Linked DNA regions of Homo sapiens: region 2 is linked to region 1. A link is a loop called in an ENCODE intact Hi-C map of the cell type or tissue named here. Cell type or tissue: heart right ventricle. All regions are shown on one strand. Links, peaks and the distances in the headings refer to the core of each region. The heading gives the core; the rest is flanking DNA.

Region 1 (7,020 bases), core at 2,021-7,020:
AGGGGAGCCCCTTCCACCTTGACCATGTTCCCAGACTATTCCGGAAGGTTCTCTAGAATTGCTGACCCAGTCTAGTAGGATCTCTGGGCTCACTGGGTACTATGATGAGCAGGAAGTCCCAGGGAGATGGAATAGGGAACAGGGGACACACCACCTTTCCCTTCCACCAAGCCTTGGTTTTCCTTTTTGCTGGCAAAAACCTGTGTCCTCTGTCATCATCAATTAAACGCCCCTGCCCCAGGCCTTGAGTTAAAACTGGGGCCTGAAACGTGAGAAGGGGGTTTCAGAAGCACAGAGAAACGGACTGCCCCTGAAGCTGCTTACAGAGAGAGATGCTCGGGGTAGGTGCCAGTAGCTCTGGCTACACCCAGCTCTCTTCAGGAAAAAGGTCCCAACCCAGTGTCTTCAAAAGCCACTGGAGCACACAGGAAGGAGAAACGGTGACCTCTGGCCAGCCCCAGCCACTCCAGTGGTTCTCACCCTGCGAGCTAGGCTAGGATAAGGACGGAGACACCACCAGCTGAGGCTGCAACAAAGCTGGCAGGGAGTGTGTGGAGTGGGTCCCAAGCATGTGCGTGCTGACAGGGCGACTCCCAAGGTCACCATCCTCCTCCCCCCGCCCCGAGATCCCGCCTGAGGCCCCCCACCCACCCAGCCCTCCCCAGTCACCGCCAATTCCGGCAAAACAGCAGAAGCTTCTTAAACTCTAGATGCAGGTTACACGGAAGGCCTTACGGGTTAACTCAGGGGTTCACTAATTCTACTGTCTCCATGCAGTCGGGGAAATGGTGGAGCGGCTGGCCCAGCCTCGCCGGTTATGGCACCCGCACATGCGTGTGGCCATGTGTGTCCGTGTGAGTGTACGCGTCCCTACGAGGGCCCCCCTCCTGACCTGCTCCTCCCTCACCTCATCCGAAGCCGGATTCGGTCAGCTGTGTAATTCCTCCCTCCCACGTAGCTGGCCCAAGTGGGCTGCCAGAGATGACCCTATTAGAGCCCAGGGGCCCTTGCCCACCAGAAGTCCCCCCCACCTCCCCGTTTGTAGGATGAGCATGGTGGCCCCACCCACCTGCCAGGAGGGCAAGTGGACGGATGGACGGACGGACGGACGGACGGGGAAGGCATCTGGATTTGAGTCCCACTCACTCCTCCCTAACCCCCCTCAACCAGGGCACAGCGACTTCCGGATGCAGCGCACTCCCCAGTAATCCCTCCGACGACGACGCAGACAGAAACCTGCAGGGGGAGGAGGAAGGTCATGGCCTGGGACCTTTCGGCCCCCAAGACAGTGCTGACTTGCCAGCTGCAGTCTCCTTACCTGGCAGTCTCCATGATCACCTAGACCCCATAGAAAGCCGCCAGCCTCTCCTTGAGCAGCGGCGGGAATTGCTCAGAGAACTGCTGCCAGTTATCTTCCCCAACTTGGTCTTTGAAGCCGTGGAGAATCTGTGGGGAGGGTGGTGGTGAGGGGTAGGCAGGGGCAGAACAAGGGGAGTGCGCCTCTTCCCCCATCCCCAGGCCCCATTGTTACCAGATGGTCTCACCCCTGCCTGCTCCCGGAACTAGATCAGGGCCCAGACAGAGCCTCACCTTATAAAACATGTCCCGAAGGTCATCCTTCGGGCTCACCCAGGAGGCTACAGCATCGCAGAAGAAAATAAAGTCCTGAAACGTGACGGATCCCAGGTGAGGGGCCGCCCGAGCCCAGCGCCCGCGCCTGCCCTCAGAGCCCAGCTGCCCCAACCTGCACAACGCCCCCCGGGTTGACACCGATCATCATGCAGATGCCGCGGAAGGCTGAGTCCTTCTCCTCGTTGTCCCTGATGTTCCTGAGGGACGTGCACCTGTGGGAAGGTGAGCAGCTGGAGGTCAGAGGGCAGGCTGGGCATGCATCTGTGGAGGGCTGGGTCACTGGGGATCAGTGAGTGGGCCTGGGACATGCATCTGTGGGGGTGGGGCAGGGCAGGGAGTCAGTAGGCAGATGGGGCTGGAAATGCACAGGCGAGGGAGGGGGTTGGGCCAGTCCCGCCCACCACACAGCAGGCTTGACACGTGGACACACACCAAGGCCGGATGAACTGCTGCAGCATGGGTGCCACCTCCTGGGGGCACACGTAGCCCAAGCGGCCGATGGTGATGGCTGGAATGGCAGAGGGACTCGTCAGGCGACCTGCAACCCCGAGCGGCCCCGGGACGGTACGTGGCGGGGCCTCTGGCACAAGGCACCAAGCCCCGCCCCATGAGCCCCAAGGGAATGGCTACTGCAGCCACCCTGGTCCCCCAAGCTTGGCCCAGCCAGGGGTCCTCCTCATCACACCTGAGTCACTTCCCAGGTCTCTCTGCATCTATCTTTCTTTCTTTCCTTTCCCTTTCCTTTTTGTTTTTTTTTGTTTTGTTTTGTTTTTGAGATGGAGTCTTGCTCTGTTGCCCAGGCTGGAGTGCAGTGGCATGATCTTGGCTCATTGCAACCTGCCTCAGCCTCCCGAGTAGCTGGGATTGCAGGCACGTGCCATTACCCCCGGCTAATTTTTGTATTTTTTAGTAGAGATGGGGTTTCACCATGTTGGCCAGGCTGGTCTCGAACTCCTGACTTCAGGTGATCTGCCTCCCAAAGTGCTGAGATTACAGGCATGAGCCACTGCACCCAGCCTGAGGCTGCATCTTTCTTGGGGCTTCTCCCAGTGACCCCTTCCAGGTACTTCCAGACACCCTCCTTGGTTCCTTGACAAGGCTCTTTCTGATGCCCTTCCCAGCCCAGAACCCCACCTCCAGAAGGCAGGCAGGGGTGCAGGCAGCAGCCGGGCCAGGTGCCCACCTGTGTTTTCCAGCAGTGTCTTGGGTGTGTTGGGTCGGTTAATGATTTCCACCAGGTTGTTGAGGACCATCTGCACATAAGGCTGCATCTCTGCCCCTGGGGGAGCACCCAGTCAGAGCCCTGCACAGCCCCCGCCACCCACAGGGGCCAGGGGGCCGCCCCACCTCACTCACTACTCGCCCCAGTTCCAACTAGAGACTGGCCAACCACTACCAGTGAGGAAACAAAAGACCTTCTCCGGCTAATCCCCACCCAGAATCCCTGGCCAACCAGGGACAGACCCACACCCTCCAAACAACAGAGGCTTCTCTGGAGTCGCTAAGGTGACAACACGCTGCCCAAGTCAAAGGAAAAAAAAAGCCAAAGTCACCCAACCAATCCGAATGAGTCTTTTAGCCAACTACACAAAACGGTCCAATCAGAACAGCCCTCCTATCCCTCCTCTTTAGAGAAGCCAATCACAAATGACCTTTCTGCTTGGCTCCACCCCTGACGACCCCCAAGAGACTTGCCTTGAAGGAAGCTGTCAGTCAGAGCTAGGCTCCCGCCCCCAGGTTGAGAACAGGCTAATGGGGGGCGCGTGTTGCCACTTGCAGGGCACTCACCCATCTGCATGCAGATTTCACCAATGGCCCAGGTGGCGTTGTTGCAGACGGAGATGAACTCTGGGTTCAGGTTGGTGCCCAGAATGGGCATGAACTCGGCTGGTGGGGAGAAACAGGGGTGCTGAGAAGGAGGGCCAGCCAGGGTAAGCTGCAGGACCTAGTCCAGCAGGCCCCATCAGACAGTACGAATACATCCCAATGTGGTCACAGTCATCCCCGGGTATTGCTCTCCATCACTTGAGGCCGGGGCTGGGGTCATGGGTTAGGGACAAGGCGAGTGTCGTACCGATACAGGGCTTGACATGGATGAAGCAGGCTTTGGTGAGGTCTCCCAGGAGGGCAAAGGAGCTCTGCCGGACCTCAGGCATCGAGTCCTGGGGATTCAAGTAAGATCAGTGTGGCTAGGCTCCCCTCCTTCTAACCAGGACAGCTCAGGGGGCACAGTCCCTGGTGCATGTCCAGCCTCTGCCACTTTCCAGTTCTAGAGCTCCTAGCTGTTCCTTAACCTCCCTAGCCTCCAGCCCACATCTGCAAATGGGAGATGGCAGTGCCCCAACGGTCATCCCTCAGTGTCCGTGGGGGATTCTTTCCAGGTCCCTGCAGATATAAAAATCCACGGATGTGCAAGTCCTTGATATAAAGTGGCACAGTGTTAGGGCCAGGCGCAGTGGTTCATGCCTGTAATCTCCAGCACTTTGGCAGGCCGAGGCAGGCAGATCACTTGAGGTCAGGAGTTTGAGACCAGCCTGGCCAACATGGCAAAACCCTGTCTTTACTAAAAATACAATAAAATTAGCCAGGCATAGTGGGACACGCCTGTAGTCCCAGCTTCTTGAGAGGCTAAGGCAGGAGAACTGCTTGAACCCTGGAGGTGAAGGTTGCAGTGAGCCGAGATCACACCATTGCACTCCAGCCTGGGTGACAGAGTGAGACTCTGTCTCAAAAAACAGGTGGGGGGCGGTGGGGGGGGCATAGTGTTTGCATATGCACCTATGCACATTCTCCTGTACACTTAGCATCATCTCTAAATCACTTATATCTAATACAATGTCAACAGTATGGGAATAGTTGTTATACTGTATTGTTTAGGGAATAATAACAAGAACAAACTTCTGTATGCGTTCAGTACAGATGTAATTTTTCCTCTGAGTATTTTCAATCTGAGGTTACTTGAATCTTGGGATGTAGAACCCACAGATACAGAGAGCCAACTGTGCTGGGGCAGGGACTTGGGCTTTCACATTTTCTATTTTCTTTTCTTTCTTTTTTTTTGAAGACAGAGTCTCAGTTTATTGCCCAGGCTGGAGTGCAGTGGCATGATCTCAGCTCACTGCAACCTCTGCCTCCTGGGTTCAAGCAATTCTCCTGCCTCAGCCTTCCAAGTAGCTGGGATTACAGGCGCCTACCACCATGCCTGGCTAATTTTTGTATTTTTCGTAGAGACAGGATTTCACCGTGTTGGCCAAGCTGCTCTCAAACTCCTGACCTCAAGTGATTCACCTGCCACAGCCTCCCAAAGTGCTGGATTATAGGCGTGAGCACCTGGCCTCACATTTTCTATTTTCAATACTGTTTGCTTTAAAAAAAATTTTTTTTTTTAATTTTAGAACTGGGGTTTCACTATGTTGCCCAGGCTGGTCTCAAACTCCTGGGCTCAAGCAATCCTGCCTCGGCCTCCAGGATTACTCTTTAAAATAATTAGAACAGCACCTTTTCCCTGATTTCCTTTGGGCACAACCAGGCCCTGACTCCCCACCAGGGGCAGCCCACGCAGGCTGCTGGGTGTCATCACTGTCCAGGGTCCCCACCCACCTGCATGCACTGGAACAGCAATGTCATGATGTTGCTGCGGGCCACCAGCTGCTCCACGTGACCACCCAGGCCCTCGGCCAGGCCGCTGAGCAGATCCAGTGCTACGATCATGAAGTCCTTGTCGGGAGCCTCATACTGCTCAGGGTGCTGGGTGTACATCTAGACACAGATGCCGACAGGGGCACGGGTAAGTGGAGCAGGCCCGAGGCAGGCCAATGCAGAAGCACAGGTGACGGGCCTAGGGTTGCTCACCATGGCCTGAGCCAGTGTCTTCTGCACCAGGGTGACACAGCGCTGGTAGACGGGCTCACAGTAAGGCAGGAAGCCACTCTGCAGGGCGGTGGCCACCGATGACAGACACTGGCAGGGAGGAAGGCAGGTGGGGAGAACTCAGGCAGGGTGGGCAGGATGGGTTTCGGGTGAGGGGCAGGAGCCCACTCACCTCCAGCAGGGGGAAGAGGTCCTTGTCTTCGTCCTTGAGCTCATTCCACTTCTGGATCAGTGGGGGCATCAGCTTCTGGATGTATTCCTGGAGAGGGAGCACGAAATGGGCGCTCCCTGGGTCGGGGTGGCAGACTGTGACTCAGGTACCTGTTGCCCGAGTGATGAGGCCTGAGCGCCTCACCGTGGCTCATGGGACCCTGAAAGGCCTGCCATCTGGCCAGACCTCGAGGCCTTCATTCTTCTCACCTGTCCAAGCACCGCCCGCCCCACCCCACCCCCCGGGAGCCTGGGTTACCACCTCCTGGTTCCCGAAGCACAGCACTTACCACGCTGTCTCATAACTGTCTTTCTCCCCCACTAGACTGGGAGCAGGGCGAGGGCGGGGCCGGGTCTGTCTGTCTGCCTGTCGAGGTCACGGCCACGTCCCTGGCGTGCAACACGGGGTTGCCACCAGGTCACTGGATGCCCAGGGGCACGGGGATCGGGAGGCGGGAGCCGCTCTGGGGTCTCACCGGCTGGTTGAGGTGGTGGCCTACAGAGTCGGCCAGGGTGCCAATGGCGTCATAGAGGATGAGCAGGTTCTTGTGCTGGTATTTCCCAAAGGCAAAGACAAGGGTGTCCAGGATGTAGCTGAGGTAGGGCACCAGCTCCGTGCAGGCCTCTTCCTCCAGGGTGGCAAAAGCACTGGTGGGAGGGAGGATGAAGCGGGGGCTCAGTGGACCATGGCAGGTGACACTGGGCCATGGGCAGTTGGGGAGGGCAACTCAGGATCAGCCAGTACGAATACGCGATAAATCAGTTCCACATCAACAGTCACAGGTGTCATCACTTCCCAGAGGGTGGCCGGGGGAGAGTGGGGGCTGTGGGATCAGGGGTCCAGGGTCACCTGCAGGCCGCCTCCTGTACCCTCTTGTTGCCATCCAGGATGCGTTTGAGCAGCTCTGTCATCAGGGGCTTGAGGTGCATGTCGGGTGGCTGGCTGACCACCCAGTGGGCATAGCGGCTCAGCGTCCAGCAGGCGATGGAGCGGACCAAGGCCTTCTTATCCGACAGGCACTGGATCAGGTGCGGGATCAGCTCAGGCAGGTAGGGCACCATGCCCTGCATGCAGCCTACAAGGAAAGGGAACCAAGAGGGGGCAGTTTGATTGGGCCCAGCCACACCCACCGTATGGAGAGAAGAGTCAGCCGCACACAACATATAGGGAAACTGAGGCTTAGAGTTTAAATCACTGGCCCAGACTCATTTCACAGAGCCAGGTAAAGGCAGGCACAGGAGGGGAAACAACAGAAGCCTCTCATCCCAAAGCCCCGGGTTATCTTTATTTTTTTTTGAGGCAGAGTC
Region 2 (11,841 bases), core at 5,859-10,858, 100 kb after region 1:
CAATGGCGTGATCTCGGCTCATTGCAACCTCTGCCTCCCGCGTTCAAGTGATTCTCCTGCCTTAGCCTCCTGAGTAGCTGGGACTACAAGTGCCCGCCACCACACCCTGCTAATTTTTTGGTACTTTTAGCAGAGACAGGGTTTCACCATATTGGTCAGGCTGATCTCGAACTCCTGACTTCAGGTGATCCACCCACCTTGGCCTCCCAAAATGCTAGGATTACAGGCGTGAGCCACTACACCTGGCCAAGTTCAGTATTTTCTAGCTGGTGTTTTTCCTACTCTTAATTCTTCAATTTCTTTTTGCCACCCAGCTCTCCTTTTTCTTCTTTTTTTCTTTTCTTTTTTTTTAAGATGGAGTCTTGCTCTGTTGCCCAGGCTGGAGTGCAGTGGCACGATCTCTGCTCACTGCAAGCTCCGCCTCCCAGGTTCACGCCATTCTCCTACCTCAGCCGCCAGAGTAGCTGGGACTACAGGCGCCCGCCACCACGCCCGACTAATTTTTTTGTATTTTTAGTAGAGACAGGGTTTCACCGCGTTAGCTAGGATGGTCTCGATCTCCTGACCTCTTGATCCGCCCGCCTCAGCCTCCCAAAGTGGTGGGATTACAGGCATGAGCCACCGTGCCCGGCCTCTTTTTTTTTTTTATTTTTTGAGACGGAGTTTCGCTTCACTCGTTGCCCAGGCTGGAGTGCAATGGCACGATCTCAGCTCACTGCAACCTCCGCCTCTCAGCTTCAAACGATTCTCTTGCCTCAGCCTCCCAAGTAGCTGGGATTACAGGCATGCACCACCAGGCTGGGCTAATTTTGTATTTTTAGTAGAGACTGGGTTTCTCCATGTCGGTCAAGCTTGTCTCGAACTCCCGACCTCAGGTGATCCACCCACCTAGGCCTCCCAAAATGCTGGGATTACAGGTGTGAGCCACTGCATCTGGCCTCTTTTTTTTTTTTTTTTTTTTTAACCAATACCCCATCTCTTAAAAAAAAAAAAAAAGAGATGGGGTATTGCTATGTTGCCTAGGCTCGACTCAAATTCCTGGGCCTAAGCAATCTTCTGCCTCACTCTCCAGAGTAGGTGGAACTACAGGCATGAGACACAGCATCTACAGGCATGAGACACAGCATCTTCCTGTCTTTTTGGCTCCTTTAGTCCCATCTTTGTCCCTCTGCCCCACCCCTACAGGTTTTTTTGTTGTTGTTGTTTTTGAGATGGAGTCTCACACTGGCGCCCAGGCTGGAGTGCAGTGGTGTGATCTCGGCTTACTGCAACCTCCTCCCGGGTTCAAGGGAGTCTCCTGCCTCAGCCTCCCAAGTAGCTGGGATTACAGGCACCTGCCACCGCACCCAGCTAATTTTTTTGTATTTTTAGCAGAGACGCGGTTTCACTATGTTGGCCAGGCTGGTCTCAAACTCCTGACCTCATGATCTGCCCGCCTCGGCCTCCCAAAGTGCTGGGATTACAGGCGTGAGCCACCGCGCTCGGCCTGTTTGTTTGTTTTTTTGAGACAGGGTCTTGCTGTGTCACCCAGGCTGGAGTGCAGTGGTGCGATCACAGCTTACTGCAGCCTTGACCTCCCAGGCTCAAGTGATCCTCCAGCCTCAGCCTCTTGAGTAGCTGGGACTATAGGCATGCTTCACAAACCAAGCTAATTTTTTTTTTTTTTGAGACTGAGTTTTGCTCTGTTGCCCAAGCTGGAGTACAACGGTGCGATCTCAGCTCACTGCAACCTCTGCCTCCTGGGTTCAAGCGAACTCCTGCCTCAGTCTCTCAAGTAGCTGGGATTACAAGTGTGCACCACCACGGCCAGCTAATTTTTTGTGTTCTTCGTAGAGACGGGGTTTCACCATGTTGGTCAGGCTGGTCTCGAACTCCTGACCTCAGGTGATCCACCTGCCACAGCTTCCCAAAGTGCTGGCAATACAACCGTGAGCCACTGAGCCCGGCCCCTTTGTCCACCTTGGTTGAATGTCAGGCGTTATTTGTCTCCTACCACATTAGAAACATCCTGCAGACAAAGCCCTGAGCTGAATCTTCTTTGGGGCCCTAACACCCATCTGGACAGGTAAGAGGACAGGCAGTGAATGTTTGCATGAGTGACGGAGGCGCTCAGTATGTACCCATGTGTCATGTGTGTATCTGCTCACCTTCCCCATGCTCGTCTGTGTACTGGAAGGCCTGGACCAGCCGCAGAGCCTCATCCACGGAGCGTCCCACAGGCAAATCATTAACAGTGATCTGGCGAAGGACACCCTTGCCATCGATGATAAAGAGGCCCCTGAAGACATCAGGGTTCCCAGTGAGGAGCTGATAGCTCCCACTGCCAGAGACAAGGAAGGGACTACCAACCACCCGCTGCTAGCCACAGGGCTGGGGGCAGAGAAGACATTGTACAGGAGTGGTCCCAGCATCACAGGAATGGGGGGCAGGGCGCTCCCTGAGCCGGGCTGAGGGTCCCACAGTACCTGTAGGCAATGCCCTCATCTGTTTTCAGCACGCCGTAATCCTCAGACAAGCGTCTGGTCACGTCAGCAAGCAGGGGGATGTTCAGGGGGCCCAAGCCTCCCTCTTTCCGGGGGGTGTTGATCCTGGGAGTAGGGGAGACAGAGTTGGGGCCTCAGGATGCCTGGCACAGCAGGGTCCTCACCCTGTGGGCCCAATGTGATAAGCACTGGAGGCCGGAGATAAGGGGCTTTAGAGTAGGCCGCTGGGAGCCTCACCCACCCCACCCTGGGTTGGGTGCAAGGACTGTATCCCCATGGCTGGGAAGACTGAGTTTGAGAGGCACAGCTCCAGCTAAGTGGCTTCACATGTACTTGTAACTTGCAGCATCACCCAGCAGAGAGCCTGTGTTAAGAGTCCCCATCCTCCTCTAGCTGTGTCATGGGGTACAGCCCTTCACTTCGGTGAACTGGAGTTTCCATCTTCATGAAATAGGGCAGCACAGCCTCCCTCCTGGGAACTAAGTACATAGAGTAGATAGAGTTGCATCTGAGTTGCATCTGCAACTCTATATACCAGGCAACTAGTTGTCAAATGCTAATTACTGTCATCATCCTTAAAGACTTGGGCGGCAATGTTTCCATTATTTTCACGATGGGGAAACGCAGGTTCCAGAGGTTGAGCAATGGCCACGAAGCCACACTGCTAGGACCTGAGGGTGTGAGCTTAGCTGCAACCTCCCTCTTTGGCCCCTGCTCATACCAAGCCAGGTGGGTGAACTGAGAGTCCACCGAGACGCCCAGCACTTCACAGCCCAGCTTGCGGAAGTCCTCTGCACGGTTGCTGAACGCGATGATCTCGGTGGGGCACACAAAAGTGAAGTCCAGAGGGTAGAAAAAGAGGACCACGTACTTCCCTGGGGAGGAGGGACACAGAGGAGTTAGGGCCCAGCTTCTCTCATGCACGGCCCCGCTTCTACCTGGGCCCCCTCCGGGCGGCGCTCACCTTTGTAGTCCGACAGCTTCACCTCTTTGAAGGCGCCATCAACCACCGCTGTGGCCTTGAAGTCAGGGGCTGGCTTTCCGATGCGCGCGTTACCGGAGGCCATGACTGAAAGCTGAGACCCCCGCCCGGTCAGTGCGCCCGGGAAGACACTTTGTCCTCCCAACCCAAGGTCGCGCTGCGTGCTGGGCCCTATGACTGAGTCAGCACGGCGGAGGCGACAGCACTAACCCTCACCCTCCCGGGTACCCGGTCTACGAGGCCCGGAGGCTGCCGGAGACCCGCTCTCCTGACCAGAGCACGAGTGACCCAGCCACTGCCACCAGCACCCCACGAGCGAGTCGGCCGGAGGGCGGTGTCGCAAGCCCCCAGCCCAGAAGGAGACAGTGAGGCCCGCACGAGCAGGGGGCGGGAAGTCGGGCGATCAGGCCTGCGCTGCAAGGCTGTGGCCTCGGTTTCCCCCGCAAGGACAAAGGAGGCCACTATAGCGGATGGAAAGCAAAGGCGGCCAGCACTAAAGTCAGGATCGGGCCAAAGCAGCCTGAAGGGGGTCCTCCCGCCAGGTGCACTCCGGGTGTTCATACCTGCGTGGGCAAAGGCTAGACGCACGGACGATCACACGCGTGGACCCGCGTTCTCAGCGCCAAGTGAGCCCTGGGCCGCGAAGCCTTTTATGCCCGGCCCGAACCAAGACGTGCACGGCGCGGGGGAGGGAGCGGACGAGCGGAGCGGTCGGGTCCACTGCGCCCGCAGGTGCGGGGGAGCGTGCGGCCGGGTCCATGCGCCTGCGGGCGGCGGGGGGAGACGCGTTGCCTTCGGCCGGGACCACTGCACCTGCCCGCGTGGGTAATGCGCCCGCCGCAGACTCCGCGCACGACTCCGCCTGGGAGCGCGTTGGGGGCCGTTGGAGTCCAGCATGGCGCGGACCCCGGGGGCGCTGCTGCTGGCGCCTCTGCTACTCCTGCAGCTGGCGACCCCTGCCCTGGTCTACCAGGACTATCAGTACTTAGGGCAGCAGGGCGAAGGTGACAGCTGGGAGCAGCTGAGGCTGCAGCATCTAAAGGGTAACCTCAGGCGGCGGGGATGACGATGCCCAAAGGCTCCCCGTTGCCCTACTTCTCCTGCTGGCTGCAAAGGGACCTTCCTCGGCGGGCTGCAAATCTCCACCCAGCTCCGCACTGGAGGCGTCCCCTTGGGCTGGTTACTTTTCTCTAAGGCTCGGTTTACTCTTGGATATATTGAAATAGATACTGCTTTAAAGCAGCTCCCAGGGGAAGAGAGGGTGTGGGCAGGACACTGAAGCTGTCACTCGGGGATAGGTGCCAGGAAGGGCAGAGACAGAGAAAGAAGGGGGCGGGCAAGCTTGGGAAATCAGAGAGGGTCCGATTGCAGAAGACCCGTGACCAGTGCAGCGAGAACGACAAGCGAAAGTCCCATATGGAAAGATTTGGGGAAAGAATGTCCAAGGAAGAGGGAATAGCAAATGCCAAGGTGAAAAGTCCTGAAGGAGAAATGGAAAGAGGTCGGTGAGGTGTGGCAGAGACATGGGTGTGGGAGGGTAGGAGGTGTCAGACCTTGGTGAGCGGTGAGTTGGGATAAGATCGGAGTTGGGATAAGATCTGTCTCATAGGGGAAAGGGGCAGATTCAGTAAAGAGCCCTTTAAAGTGATCACAGTGGCCGGCGCGGTAGCTCACGCCTATAATCCTAGCACTTTGGGAGGCTGAGGTGGGAGGATCCCTTGGTCTCGGAGACCAGACCAGCCTGGCCCACACAGCAAGACTCCATCTCTACAAAAAATATTTTAAAATTAGCCTGACTTGATGGCCCAGCACTTTGGGAGGCCGAGGCGGGAGGACTGCTTGAGCCCAGGAATTCAAGACCAGCCTGGGCAACATGGAGAGACCCCCTACTCTACAAAAATAAATAAATAAATAAAAATAAAAAATAAATTAGCCTGCCATGGTGGCATGCGCCTGTAGTCCCAGCTACTCAAGAGGCTGATACAGGAGGACCATTTGTGCCAAGGAGTTTGAAGCTGCAGTGAGCCATGATTATGCCCTTGCATTCCAACCTGGGTAACAGAGCAAGATCTTGTCTCAAAATAAATAAATTAAATAAATAAACAAACTGATCATAATAAATTGGTTTGTATATGCTAGCACAGCACCGGGAGATTTACTTACCTTCATTATGTCAATTATGCCATTTATCACTTGACAACCCTGCTGTCAGGTGGCATTGTGCCTTCTAGGTAGGGCCATGGTCACACCCCTGAAGACAGAAGTCAGCTTCAAATGGCGGGCACCAAGGATGTTGTAGGACACTCACAACTGGGCAGGCTGGCACAGCCTGGAAGTGTCAGGTTGTAGTTCCTCTGGCCCACTTACCCCGTATATGAGCTTGGAAGGTTGGCTTGCTGTCTCTGGGTCTTGGTTTCCCCACCTGAGACTCGTGGAAATATTAAATGAGGCCAGGCATGGTGGCTGGCTCACACCTGTAATCCCAGCACTTTGGGAGGCTGAGATGGGAGTATCACTTGAGCCCAGGAGTTCCAGACCAGCCTGGGCAACATGGTGAAACACCGTCTCTGCAAAAAATACAAAAAATTAGCCAGGCACAGTGGCATGTGCCTGTAGTCCCAGCTACTTGGTAGGCCGAGGTAGGAGGATTGCTTGAGCCCAGGAGGTTGAGGCTGCAGTGAGCTGTGACTGCGCCACTGCACTCCAGCCTGGGCGACAGAGCGAGACCCTGTCTCAAAAAAAAAAAAAAAAAAAAAAAAAAAGCTTAAATGAGATAATCTGTGGCAGGGTGTCTGGCATAGAAGCAGAGTCTAGCGAATATGTGCTTCTCTTATTCGTTAGTATCTTTATCTTTCTCCCTCTCTGGGGGAGGGGATTGGGAGTAGGCCCCCTCCACGTAGGTCTTCACCTCTGCCCTCCTTCTCTAGAAGTCGAGGACTCAATCCTTGGCCCGTGGGGAAAGTGGCGGTGTCTCTGCGACCTGGGCAAGCAGGAGCGCAGCCGCGAGGTAGTGGGCACAGCGCCGGGCCCGGTTTTCATGGACCCGGAGAAGCTGATCCAGTTACGGCCCTGCCGGCAACGGGATTGTCCATCCTGCAAGCCCTTCGACTGCGACTGGAGGCTCTGAGCCCGGGTGAGAGAGCAGGGCCGGGGCAAGTTGCGGGGCCCAGGGTGGGCGCGGAGGGAGGATGTGCGGTGCGGGGCGGGTATGAAGCGAGTTTGAGGAAGGGAGAACTGGGGCTCCAAGTCTTGAGTGACTTGAGGCTGATTTGGTTAGGGGGAAGCTGAGTCAGGAGCCGTGAGCCCCGCTGATATCTAGGGAGAAAAGGAGAAAAGTGGAGGGGGCGCCGGGCGCCGGGGCTCACGCCTGTAATTCCAGCATTTTGGGAGGCCGAGGCAGGCGGATCTCTTGAGTCCTGGAGTTCAAGATTAGTCTGGGCAATATCGTTGAGATCACCTCTCCATAAAAATTTTTAAAATTAGGCCGGGCGCGGTGGCTCACGCCCGCAATCCCAGCACTTTGGGAGGCCAAGGCAGGCGGATCACAAGGTCAGGAGATCGAGACCATCCTGGCTAAAACGGTGAAACCCCGTCTCTACTAAAAATATAAAAAATTAGCTGGGCGCGGTGGCGGGCGCCTGTAGTCCCAGCTACTCGGGAGGCTGAGGCAGGAGAATGGCATGAACCCGGGAGGCGGAGCCTGCAGTGAGCCGAGATCGCGCCACTGCACTCCAGCCTGGGCGACAGAGCGAGACTCTGTCTCAAAAAAAACCAACCAAACAAACAAACAAACAAAAACATTTAAGTTAGATGAGCGTGGCGGCACATGCCTGTGGTCCCAGCTACTCGGTACGATGGGGAGGAAGGATCGCTTGAGCCTGGGAGGCAAAGGTTACAATAAGCCGAGATCGCTACACTGCTATCCAGCCTGGGCAACAGAGTAACATCCTGTCTCAAAAAAAAAAAAAAAAAAAAAAAAAAAAAAAAAGTGGAGGGGGAGGCGAAGAGGAGTAAAAGGAGATAAAGAGACAATGAACTAGGACCCTGAGGAAGGGGCATGAGCCTGGTAAGGGGCGGGAACCCACAGGCAGAGGACATGAGCCCCAGTGAGCCCAGGGAATAGAAGTGGTGGATGCCAGGCACTGTGGCTGGCTCAGGCTTGTAATCCCAACACTTTGGGAGGCTGAGGCGACCGGATCGCTTGAGCCCAGGAGTTTGAAGCCAGCCTGGGCAACATAATGAGACCCCGTCTCTACAAAAAATACCAAAAATAGTCGGGCATGGTGGTGTGGTGTGCACCTGTAGTCCAGCTGCTTGGGAGACTGAGGTGGGAGGATCGCGTCAGCCCAGGAGGTGGAGGTTGCAGTGAGCCAAGATCGCGCCACTGCACTCCAGCCTGGACAACAGAGAGAGACCCTGTCTAAAAAAAAAAGAAGGCCGGGTGCGGTGGCTCACGCCTGCAATCCCAACACTTTGGGAGGCCGAGGCGGGCGGATCACAAGGTCAGGAAATCGAGACCAACCTGGCTAACACGGTGAAACCCCATCTCTACTAAAAAGTACAAAAAATTAGCCGGGTGTGGTGGCGGGCGCCTGTAGTCCCAGCTATTCGGGAGACTGAGGCAGGAGAATGGCGTGAACCCGGGACGCGGAGCTTGCAGTGAGCGGAGATGGCGCCATTGCACTCCAGCCTGGGCGACAAGAGCGAGACTCTGTCTCAAAAAAAAAAAAAAGAAAAAAAAAAAGTGGGTCGAGGGGTGGGGGTGGGGACATTCATTCTAAGTTGGGAGGAATGAGCTTCTATAGGGAGCAGAGACCCTGAGCAGGAGTCCACCGAGGTCTGTGATCTCCAACGGGGGTGGGGAAGGCTTGGCCTGAATGAGACAGAGGTTAGGAAGCACAGATCTTGCACGGAGTGGAGGTGGGCCGAAGGGAGCAACCAAGAGAGGGAGTTTGGGGACTCCAAATCCAAAAGCCTGGGTTTAGTGGAAGCGGGGCTACCTGGTCCAGGGGACTTAGAATGTGTACAGAAGCAGGGACCGCAAGTACAGGGCCTGAATCCAAGTGGCAGTTGGGGACCCAGTGATGCGGTGACCCGTGTCCTGGGAGTGGGGTGATATTTGACTCTCTAGTTCCCCGTTAGGCTGGGTCTTCGAAGCTACGTCTCAGTTTCCCTCTTATTTCCCCCTCTTCCCACCGGGCCACGCAGGCGGGGCCCCAGAGACCGTGAAGCAGAGCTTGCAAAGTGACCCCGTCCACCGAATTCCCCAAGCTGAGTGTTCGGCCATAGCCCTTCGGGACTACAATTCCCAGGAGGGCGCACGGCAGCGACGTCGGCGTCGGCTGCGTAAGCGTCCACGGCGGCGGGAGCGCCAGGGGCGTGTTCTGCCCGCGGATTGGCCGGAAGCAGGCGCCGCTTCGAGGCCCGCGGAAAACGCGCGCCGAGACCCGCTCCTGCAGTATTAGTTCTTGCAGCTGGTGGTGGCGGCTGAGGCGGCATGGATCTCAGCGAGCTGGAGAGAGACAATACAGGCCGCTGTCGCCTGAGTTCGCCTGTGCCCGCGGTGTGCCGCAAGGAGCCTTGCGTCCTGGGCGTCGATGAGGCGGGCAGGGGCCCCGTGCTGGGTGCGCCCCTAGGGCCAGGGAGGGGAGGGGCGTGGTACGGAGGATGCGGGAAACGGGAGTCGGGATTGCACTGCACCAAGGGAGGGGATGTGGTCGTGGTGATGGCACCTAAAGAAGCAGTGATGATAGAACAGGGATGAATGGCAACTTTCACGGGCTCAGTGATTGGACCCCGGCTGCCAGAAAACTGACACCCCTTCTCCCCAGGCCCCATGGTCTACGCCATCTGTTATTGTCCCCTGCCTCGCCTGGCAGATCTGGAGGCGCTGAAAGTGGCAGGTGAGCCCGAGGTGTGCGTCTGGGGAAGGGATTCCTGGGTATGTGCAGGGGCAGGTGAGAACTGAAAGGGGAGGGCAGGAACTGGGAGAACCAGCTGTTCCCCTTCTCTTCCAAACCTCCTCCCAGACTCAAAGACCCTATTGGAGAGCGAGCGGGAAAGGCTGTTTGCGAAAATGGAGGACACGGACTTTGTCGGCTGGGCGCTGGATGTGCTGTCTCCAAACCTCATCTCTACCAGCATGCTTGGGCGGTGAGGGGTCCCCGGGAGGGGCAGCCAGCATGGGCTGACCAAGCTTTGTTCCTAGAATGAGATTAACTGGGCTCTGTTCCCCACCACAGGGTCAAATACAACCTGAACTCCCTGTCACATGATACAGCCACTGGGCTTATACAGTATGCATTGGACCAGGGCGTGAACGTCACCCAGGTGAGTTAACTGTAAGTTGTCCCCATTTGGTCATCTCAGGATAAAATGGGGACAAAACAGGAGTTCGAGACTGCAGTGAGCCATGATCATGCCACAGCACTCCATCCTGGGTGACAAAGGAAGCCCCCCAACTCAAAAATGGAGGCAGGGCGCAGTGGCTCACGCCTATAATCGCAGCACTTTGGGAAGCCGCGGCGGGTAGATCACCGGAGGTCAAGAGTTCGAGACCAGCCTGACCAACATGGTGAAACCCCGTCTCTACTAAAAATACAAAAATTAGCTGGACGTGGTGGCAGGCGCCTGTAATCCTAGCTACTCAGGAGGCTGAGACAGGAGAATCGCTTGAACCCAGGAGGCAGAAGTTGCAGTGAGCCAAGATTGTGCCATTGCACTCCAACCCGGGCAACAGAGCAAGACCCTGTCTCAAAAAAATAAAAAATAAAAAATAAACTAAAAATGGGAGACCAGGCGCAGTGGCTCACGGCTGTAATCCCAGCGTTTCAGGAGGCTGAGGCAGGCAGATCACCTGAGGTCAGGAGTTGAAGACCATCCTGGCCAACATGGTGAAACCTCATCTCTACTGAAAATACAAAAAATTAGCCCAGCATGGTGGCGGGTGCCTGTAATCCCACCTATTGGTGAGGCCGAGGCAGAAGAATTGCTCGAACCCGGGAGGCGGAGGTTGCAGTGAGGTGAGATCGCGCCATTGCACTCCAGCCTGGGGGACAGAGCGAAAAATAAAAATAAAAATAAAATAAAAAATAAATGTGGGCAAAAATGTGCAGTGTGCAGATTCAGCATCAGATACGTCTGGAGTGCCTCGGGCATATTCATTGCTACTGTTGATTTCGTGCTCCTGTTTCTGCCCTAAATGTGTGCCACACTGACGACCACAGTGTAGCCCCTAGTCCCGTCTCCATCTAATCTCTCCCTCATCCTAAAGGCTCAGTCTCCAGAACAAATCCTACATTGTCTACCTGTCACCTCTGTCCTAGCCCAGGACACCCCCCACTCCCTGGACACCTGCTGAGTGTCGTCTCTCGTCCCTCACCCTCCTATCCCCTCCAATCTGTTCCCCAAGCAGCAACAGAAGGTAGTCTTTTTGAAATGCACATCTCGACATTTAGTTTTCCGATCACAGTGGAAATTAAATCAGGAAAATTCACAGTCGAGTGGGGCAGAATTACATTAAATTACCAGAGAAAAACATAAATCAGCATTGCCTCGAATGCTCTCAATGAAAGAATGGACCGTTCTGAGAGAATAACAAGGCAAAATAACCTTGACGTAGGAATTGTATGCTGGGTATGGTGGCTCACGCCTGTAATCCCAGCACTTTGGGAAGCTGAGGTGAGCAAATTGGTTGAGGCTAGGAGTTCCAGACCAGCCTGGGCAACATAGCGAGACTCCATCTCCACAAAAAGAAGAAGAAAGAAAGGAATTATAGCAAGGTAGACCCTGCTGAGGAGGGACCTGAGGACCAGGCCCAAATGCAGAGCTGGCGATACAGTAACTGGTGTAGACAGACAAGGGCCCTACCCGTAGGCGTTCAGGGCCTAGCCTGGGCAGAAAGATGGTCAGCTGGAGGTTGGGCGCAGTAGCTCACGCCTGTAATCCCAGCACTTTGGGAGGCCGAGGCGGGCGGATCATCAGGTCAGGAGTTCGAGACCAGCCTGACCAACATGGTGAAACCCCATCTCTACTAAAAATAAAAAATAAAAAAATAAAACATGAAAGATGGTCAGCTGGTAAACAAAAAATAAAGGTTGTTTCTGAAAACAGTAGTGCTGTGGAGATACCACTTTCCCCCAGCAGCTCTTGGACCCTCTCTTCGGTGCTGCAGCCAAAGGCCCCCATGCATGGGCCCAGCATCATGAACCTGGTCCCAGCTCAGGGCCTTTGTACTGGCTGTTCTCACACCTAGAGCCCTCTTCCCCAGATCTCTGCACAGTTCACTTCCTCACCTCCTTCAAGCCTTTATTCACCACTACACCTAGCTAACTTTTTATTTTTTGTAGAAACAGGGTCTCCATATGTTGCCCAGGT

What was found. A loop is a pair of places that touch in the nucleus more often than their neighbours do. Peaks named below come from ENCODE experiments on the same cell type or tissue, not always from the same donor. Only the 100,000 strongest peaks of a DNase experiment are listed, where the experiment ranks them.
Region 2: it touches region 1 in a loop (2.1-fold over the local background); 14 of 110 quality-filtered maps call a loop at or near these places.

The regions. Positions count from the first base shown.
Region 1 is chr19:12,700,008-12,707,027 of GRCh38, forward strand. It overlaps TNPO2 (transportin 2), which reads right to left. Exons shown (of 26, transcript NM_001382241.1): 14 at 6,563-6,788; 15 at 6,189-6,360; 16 at 5,675-5,761; 17 at 5,485-5,592; 18 at 5,233-5,391; 19 at 3,707-3,794; 20 at 3,421-3,519; 21 at 2,816-2,911; 22 at 2,065-2,170; 23 at 1,745-1,844; 24 at 1,591-1,665; 25 at 1,319-1,446; 26 at 1-1,236. The coding sequence ends at 1,339. It overlaps SNORD135 (small nucleolar RNA, C/D box 135), which reads right to left and starts at 3,664; the gene lies at 3,590-3,664. SNORD41 (small nucleolar RNA, C/D box 41) reads right to left here and starts at 6,511; the gene lies at 6,442-6,511. RefSeq lists enhancers at 1,131-2,330, 1,608-2,217, 2,828-3,437, 3,438-4,046. In heart right ventricle, for the core only: no CTCF peak of the experiment used is centred there; no DNase peak of the experiment used is centred there.
Region 2 is chr19:12,797,712-12,809,552 of GRCh38, forward strand. THSD8 (thrombospondin type 1 domain containing 8) reads left to right here and starts at 4,358. Exons shown (of 2, transcript NM_001386800.1): 1 at 4,358-4,508; 2 at 6,393-6,678. The coding sequence starts at 4,361. The coding sequence ends at 6,592. It overlaps RNASEH2A (ribonuclease H2 subunit A), which reads left to right and starts at 8,873. Exons shown (of 8, transcript NM_006397.3): 1 at 8,873-9,089; 2 at 9,297-9,368; 3 at 9,495-9,618; 4 at 9,708-9,795. The coding sequence starts at 8,963. PRDX2 (peroxiredoxin 2) reads right to left here and starts at 4,089. Exons shown (of 6, transcript NM_005809.6): 1 at 4,029-4,089; 2 at 3,448-3,559; 3 at 3,205-3,358; 4 at 2,466-2,588; 5 at 2,148-2,278. The coding sequence starts at 3,550. RefSeq lists enhancers at 3,167-3,366, 3,694-4,252, 8,597-8,726, 8,927-8,976, silencers at 3,852-4,037, 4,047-4,436 and cis regulatory regions at 3,900-4,449, 8,120-9,152. In heart right ventricle, for the core only: no CTCF peak of the experiment used is centred there; DNase peaks (open chromatin) are centred at 8,493 and 8,830; H3K4me3 peaks cover 1,394 bases; H3K27ac peaks cover 964 bases.